3 separate regions of the Homo sapiens genome follow, and regions 2 and 3 are each linked to region 1. The links are chromatin loops, found by intact Hi-C in ENCODE. Cell type or tissue: heart right ventricle. All regions are shown on one strand. Region 1 overlaps DCUN1D4 (defective in cullin neddylation 1 domain containing 4). Region 2 overlaps SGCB (sarcoglycan beta). Region 3 overlaps LRRC66 (leucine rich repeat containing 66).

What was found. Peaks named below come from ENCODE experiments on the same cell type or tissue, not always from the same donor. Only the 100,000 strongest peaks of a DNase experiment are listed, where the experiment ranks them.
Region 2: a loop joins it to region 1, with 5 times the contacts of the local background. A loop is called at or near these places in 90 of 110 quality-filtered maps.
Region 3: a loop joins it to region 1, with 3 times the contacts of the local background. A loop is called at or near these places in 88 of 110 quality-filtered maps.

The regions. Positions count from the first base shown.
Region 1 is chr4:51,894,635-51,897,134 of GRCh38, reverse strand. The region is part of intron 7 of DCUN1D4 (defective in cullin neddylation 1 domain containing 4); the gene reads right to left. Among named protein-coding and RNA genes, the nearest start is that of DCUN1D4, 53 kb to the right of the region's middle. In heart right ventricle, CTCF peaks have their summits at 935 and 1,141 (motif pointing left); a DNase peak (open chromatin) is centred at 1,124; H3K27ac peaks cover 413 bases.
Region 2 is chr4:52,024,810-52,027,309 of GRCh38, reverse strand. The region is part of intron 5 of SGCB (sarcoglycan beta); the gene reads left to right. Among named protein-coding and RNA genes, the nearest start is that of LRRC66, 5.7 kb to the right of the region's middle. In heart right ventricle, CTCF peaks have their summits at 902 and 1,104 (motif pointing right); no DNase peak of the experiment used is centred here.
Region 3 is chr4:52,014,353-52,016,852 of GRCh38, reverse strand. All of the region lies in intron 2 of LRRC66 (leucine rich repeat containing 66), which reads left to right. Among named protein-coding and RNA genes, the nearest start is that of LRRC66, 4.8 kb to the left of the region's middle. In heart right ventricle, a CTCF peak has its summit at 1,267; no DNase peak of the experiment used is centred here.

The sequences.
Region 1 (2,500 bases):
TGACACATAAGCTAAGAGAGTTGAGAGATAAGCAGGAACTAGATATTTTGGAGAGGTGGGAAAGGCTCTCTGTCTATTAGGAACAGCATAGGCAAAGGCCCAGAAGCAGATGGGAGTATGGTAAGTCCAACAGACTTAAAAGACAGCCACTGTCGCTGGAGTGGATAGAGGAAGTGGGAAAGAGGTATAAGATGATGCTGAGAGGAACATGGGGTCAGTCTCATAAAAGGCTTTTGTAGTCCACAGTGAGGGTTTTTAAAATTACATCCTAGGAACAATGGAGGCCACCTGCCACTATGAGAAAGACCACGATCAGGGCTGCATCTTGACAAGCTCACTCTTGATCTCCATGGAGAAGGACTGGTGGGAAGGAAAAGAGATATTGAGAGCCAGTTAGAGATCTAGTGCCAGAATCCCAATGAGGGGGTCACAGGGACTAGAAAGATACACAAGAAAGCAGTAAACAGGAGTAAGTTTGGGAGGCAGGGCTGAATTCGCACTATAGGGTTAGATTTTCTACTGTAGGGTTAGATTTTTTTAATGGTGTGTATATAATAATATAATATTAATAATAATCGGAGAGGGTCAAAGAGGAGGGAAACTGGGTAACCCAAAAACATAAGGTCGAGGTCCCTGTTCTTCACCGGAAAGAGGGTCAAGGACCAAAGCCATAGATTTGACTGGTAGTTTAGTTTAGTCCTGTCTACGAAGAAGAAGAGCGGTTGTTTGTTTTAACAGATTCAAGAGCAGGAAGCACTCATTTAGATAACTACCCCATAGTTAAAAGAAAATAAAGTTAGCTGTAAACTCTAGGCAGAGCTATGAGAAGAAATGTGAAGTTCTGCAGCATGCCTGGGAGCAAGCCCAACATCCTGGCAAAAAGATGTCCCTATGTTTGAAAGATGCTCAGAGATCCTGTCTGAAATGCAGGAAATGAACAGTTCTTGTGCTTTAAACATAAAAAACACAAGTAATATTACTAACTCTGGTACCCATTAAAAACCTGGGGTTGGGAGCTAATGTTGCCAATACAGAGTTTAATCTGCTTTAAAGGGTGTCTTGAACACACAAAGCCCCTGGACTGGCCCCCAATAGTGAAACAGGCTGCTGAGTCACCCTGTCCAGAACCACAGGTTGCCATCTAGTGGCCACTCAACGTACACATCTTCAGAGGACTCTAGAGCCTGGCTTGGGACATGTAAGCCACCAATGTGACCTCAGAAAGCAGTCACATCTTCAACTCAAGTCTTCCCACATGTTTCTGTGTACCATGTATAAAAAAATGTGTAGAAGTCACAGTGACAGTGCCACGCTTCTAAGGAACACCATTTCCCAACACAAAAAAATGCACACAATGTAAGATAATTTCTTTTTGAGTTTGCTGCTCTAACAGATTTGTAAGGACAGAAATCAACACAGTAATCATCGAAGTTTATAAAATCAGAGGTAGCTTTCCCCTATTACCCAGGAAAAGGCCCCTGCCCCTTCACTTAGTATTTTTCCAGCCCATCATCAGTTTATTGCAGTTAATTAACAATTGTCACTGTTTTTTTTTTTTTTTTTTTTTTTTTTTTTAAGTTTAAGCACCACAATTAGCTTAATTCATCAGACCAAAACAGGAGCTGTGTCTTCTCTGGCAGGGGAATGATCTCAGGAGTGCAAGGATAGATGTTCCCTACCAGCTGCCGGCCTAAGTCCAAACTCTCATACCACCCACGTCCTGCCCCAGGCTCACAGGCCCTAGGGAAGCCAAGCACACAATTCCTCTGAGAGCCCAGGCATAAGCCATAAGCCATACTTCACCACCCTAGTTTAAGGATGCTACCAGAGACACCCAGGAAATGACAGAAATGATTAAAAACTCTGGTTTCACAGCCGATGGGCTTTCTGTTTCTATCACACTCCCATCATACAGTAACCTTTTTTTTTTTTTAACAGCATTTTAACCAAATATAATGAAGGGTCTGAATGTTTGTATCCCCCTGAAATTTGTAGGTTGAAATCCTCACCCCCAAGATGATGGTATCAAAAAGTGGTGCCTTTGTGAGATTATTAGGTCCTGGGGGCAGAATCCTCCTGAATGAGATTAGTTAAGAGACCCAAGGGCGCTTGTTTGCCCCTTCCAACATGGGAGGACCCAGTTAGAAGGCACCATCTATGAATCAAAAAGCAGGCTGTCACCAGACACCAAATCTACGGCATCTTGGTCTTGAACTTCTGGGCCTCCAGAGAAATAAAATTCTCTGGAATTTTATTTATAAGCCACCCAGTCTAAAACATTCTGTTATAGCTGCCTAAATGGCCTAAGACATATATGAATACATAAAAATATTTTGTTCTATACTTGTTAATTCTAGTTTGAGATCAAAATATTTCATTAGATAGGTTTAATAAAATTAAAATGAGCAAAAATAGAAAAGAAATCCAAAATAGAAGACAAAATAGTTTAAAGATCGACTACTTTCTGCCTTTAGAGCACATAAATGATTACTCTCTGGGT
Region 2 (2,500 bases), 130 kb before region 1:
ATGGTATTTCATGTGCCATAAGTCCAAAAACTTTTTAATGTCTCACAATTCTGGTCAAAGTATACTTATTCAAAATGCCTTTGGGTACCTGCAATATGCTATTTAATTAAAGCGAATTAAATTTGTCTTACCAAGTATTACATGACAAAAGTGAACTTAAACGTAGGGACTTATCATTCTTTCTTATTAAAAAAAATTTCAATTTCATAGTTCCTGGGAAAAATACTTTTTAAAAGTAGTTGTTTTACTTTTATAAGCAGTTTTTCCCCCAGAACACATAATCCCATCTCTAAATAATAAAGATGGACATAAAATGTAATTCTTGCCAGAAACTCAGTTGCCTACAGAGTTAATTTGTATGTATATTGTGGTGTAAGAAGCCATTCTTCTAAGAACACTGTTGAAGAATAGCCACAGTACAACTGCTGTTCTCAGCAGTAGAAAGTCACAGAAGCAAGAGATTTGTTTAGAGACCATTAGCAACTTACCAAACCTTTTATTTTTTTCTACCTGCCACTTCTTGTCCCATTCTACCTTGTAGTTAATATGACAAATATTTAAATACTTTGAAATATACATATACACATATCAGTTTCTCTACTGTTAAAGGAAAATAACCTAGTATTAAAAAGATAATTAGCTTTATAACTTCGTTAATATCAGTGGTTAGTTCTAAAGTGTATAAGCCAATCATTAGAAATAATTTTATCAATTAAACTGCTTTTTTGAAAAAGCTGTTTAAGAAGCAATTTAGGCCGGGCGCGATGACTTACGCCTGTAATCTCAGCACTTTAGGAAGCCAAGGCGGGTGGATCACAAGGTCAGGAATTCGAGACCAGCCTGGCCAACATGGCGAAACCCCGTCTCTACTAAAAATACAAAAATTACCTGGGCGTGGTGGCGGGCGCCTGTAATCCCAGCTACCCGGGAGGCTGAGGCAGGAGAATCGCTTGAAACCAGGAGGCAGAGATTGCAGTGAACCCAGATCGCGCCACTGCACTCCAGCCTGGGAGACAGAGCAAAACTCCGTCTCAAAAAAAAAAAAAAAAAAAAAAAAAACCAACAACAAAAAACAATTTAAAGAAAGTAAAATTAAATGACCACAAGATGGCAGCATTGGAACAAATTGGAAAACTAGTCACTTAAGAATTACTGTCTATTCCATATACTACCACTGCATAATCAGTTAACCATCTCCATTATTTATAACCAATTTTCTCTCTTTGCTTTAAATACCCTCTGTAAGCCGATGCCTCCCAAATTTGGAATTGTGCTTTAACCTCTCCTCTGAACTAAGAGTTACATATCTAGCTGCCTGCTTAACATTATCCATTTTGATATCTGATAGGCATCTCACATTTAACAATTGAAAAGTTAGATTCTCCATCCCCACAAGCATGCATTTCTTTCAGTATTCTTGTACCATTAAATGACACCCATCAGTCCATAGCAAAGCCTTCTGGCTCTACCTTCAGAAGATACAGAGTCTTGCTGTTTCTCACCACCTCGGCCATCACCACCCTGATGTAAACTGCCATCATTCCCTGCCTGGATGGTTGGAACAGCCTCCTGGCTGATCTTCTTACTTCCAAGTATTCACTCCCATAGTCTGTTTTCTACCCAACAGCCAGAGTGGCCATTTTAAAAAGATCAAGTCATTTCTGTATTCAGAATCCTCCAAATGCTTCCCGTATAATTTGGAATAAAATCTAAAGTCTATTCCCTGCCTACATGTCTGATCCTCAGTTATTTCTTTGACTCATCTCCTACTGGTTGTTCCCTTCACCCTCCGTGCTTCTTCCACACTGGCCTCATAGCTGTCCCTGGAATCCAGGCACATCTTCACCTCGGGGCCTTTGCAGACACTGTTACCTCTGCTTTGAGTACCCTTCCCCAGTTACCTAGACAGCTTCCTCCCTCACTTCCTCTAGTTTCTGTTGGAATGTGTGACCTTATCAAACCACAGGTGGTCCTTCCTGAGCACCCTGTGTAAAACTCAGTCCCCATCTGCTCACTCTCTACTTATCCTGCTTTATTTCTCCTCATAGCATTTATCCCACCTGATGTCTTATGTGTTTTACTGTTCATTTTTTTTATTGTCTCCCCCTACCCCATTAAAACATCAACTCAATAAGAACTTGGGCTTTGCCTGTTTTACTTACTGCTGTATTCCCCAGCACCTAGAATAGTGTCTGGCATACAGCAGGCACTCAGTAATTATTTGTTGAGTGAATGAAAAGAAGAAAGGAGGAAAGGGAGAAAGCAAGAGAGTCCTAAGAGTCACTAAAAAGAAGGATTTTAAGGAACTACAATAAGAGAATGTTTCTGGAACAGTGGGCGTGAAGAACCTCCAGACTAGAGTGCCTGGTCTTCAAATTATATGGTTTGAATCTTCATTTGCAGTGTTGCAAAAACATTGGAAATTAAAATTAATTCCCTCTAGGAGGAAAAGTCTTTTTTTTTTTTTTTTTTTTTTTTTTTTGAGACAGTGTCTCGCTCA
Region 3 (2,500 bases), 120 kb before region 1:
AATAATGAGTGATTGTAAGTTACCTACTTTAATTATCATGTATTAGTTAATATAGAAAAGCACTGAGCAATAACTAGTTCAAATACATTTAATATGTAATACAATTCAAATTAAATGTTGCCATATTATAATATTTTTCTTCTTTGAGTACATTTTGCCTCAGTCTATCTAGTTGTCCTCCAAACTTACAGCAGAAGTATCCTAATATTATATATTGGTATGTAAACCTTCTGATTATCAAGTCAAAATCAGAATTCCTTATCCTAGTTTCTAACAGGGTACTCCAGATAGCCTCCAATTATCATAAATTCTCATCTGACATTCAATAGTCTATATGTTGGAGTTCCTTAACGGATACACCAATGTTTTCTTTGGAAAATATATCAAGTTCATAAAGCAAAACTTCCTTTGCCCTTTTTATATTCCAGAGTGCTAGACAATTAATTTCCTTTCCTTGTTTGTTTTCAGGCTTGTTCACTCTTTGCTAAGCACCTCCTTTATATAAGACATTATTCAAAAAAATGTATAAGGTTATTGTTCTCTTTCTCCATTCCAAATTGTGCATATTTAGTTTTTCTTATTATCCAGTTCTGACATTTCATGTTTTTATCTTCATGCTCTTTCTCCAGCTTTGCTTTAAGCATCATTTTGGCAATAATAGCCTAGCAGGTATAGGAATTATTACAGTCACCATGTCAGCAGAATTGTTTGAGAAGGGTGGGCGTCTTATCTCCCTGACCTTCTCCATAAAAGTAGTATGTCATATTTTCAGTGTAAATGAATTGCATTTTATTTTATTTTTATTGTATTATTTTTATTACAAGAAGAATACCTGTTACTTATAGAACATTTAACAACTGAAGAAAAATTTAAAGGGAAAAATTAAAGTCATTCATGTTATATATGTTCTTCAAGTTTATTATTTATGCCTATTTGTACCTTTTTCTTTCAAAATTGGATCATACTGTCCATATTTCTAATTTGTATTTTCATATCATAGAATATTTTAATAACTTTATATAATTAAGCAATCTCACAAATATTTCAAATAGTTGGTTTTTATATATGCGTATATCATAATTGGTTTAATCAAGCACTAGGTTATTTCCAGGTTTTGTTTTTTGATGGACGTCATTATAGCTACATATATCCATATAATATAACAAAAATTTTTAACTGGTATGGTAGATGTGATCTCAATCCACAAACTCAAGTGTACTAGAGATATAACCTTCTGTTGTCTGTAGTAACATAATTTCCGATTCTGAGCCCCCATTAGGGGGAGTTGTAGGGATACTTAACATCAGTCTTTCATCAGCTTTCCTCTGCCTTTGCCTGGATTTGTACCCAGCTTGAGAATCGTATACTCTAACAAGGCATCAAATCGTATACTCTAACAAGGCATCGAATCGTATACTCTAACAAGGCATCGAGGGGTGAGCATTCCTTACCCCTGCTACCCAGATAATATTTCTTTTCAGCCTCTTCAGTTTGGAGAAAATTTCTTCTCCCTTTTTTTTTTCTTCAAAACCCTCTGTCTGGAAATCACTTTCTTCTAAAGGGTTAGGGTTTTGGAAAACAAAAGCCAGAAAGACTTGTAGACTCAGCTACTTTCTGCCTTGCCATATGCCTTCCCTGGGACAATGAACGTGGAGCCTACTTTCTGTGTGAATGGAGAGAAAGAGCAAGAGGAAAATATAGGGAAGTAAGAGATTAACATGTCAAAATATTACCCCACCACAAGAGTAAATAGGAAGTGCTGAGTTTCTCTCCTTAAGGCAGATGAATTCCCCTGAGCTAACTGGGGGTTAGGACTAATACAGTTCCACTTAAAGACCAAATATCCCTATAAATGCAGATACAGATCCATCTTCTTTTTTTGAGTTAAGCTTTTGCCTCCCAAAAGATCAAGAAAAATGTTCAACTTGAAGAGGAGGGGGAAAAAAGAAGGGAAGTGAGCAAATTCTGTATCTGAAATTCTATTAAAATTCTAGCAAATGAAGACATAGAGAGATGAATGAAAAGAGATAGACGGTGGAAGTTCAGTGTAAGGCATGAATCTGATTGGATATAATTCAGAGTCCTTTTATCCATAGTATTTTGTGATTTAAATTATTTTCCCATAATCATCATATTAGTTTTCACTAGGTTGAGTCTCCTCTAACAATTTTTCCTATTTTATGATTCTGTGACTATGGCTGAGTTGCTCTGACTTTGAAATCCCATTTTGAGGGGAACTGCTGGTGAGAGAGATGCTGCCTAGGGCATGCCCTATTTTTGGCCTATTTCTTTGTTCTTCAATTCTTCACTCTAAGTCTATTTATAGGTGACATCTGGATAATATAAGATTTACTCATTGGATCATTGTAAGGATAAAATGAAAAAATGTATCTCAAAGACCTAACTTAACATGGTATTTGGCATAATAAACTGTCACAATATAAATATATGAAAACTACTTCAGAATCTTGTCTGAAGATTTACCTTGCAAATACTAGTT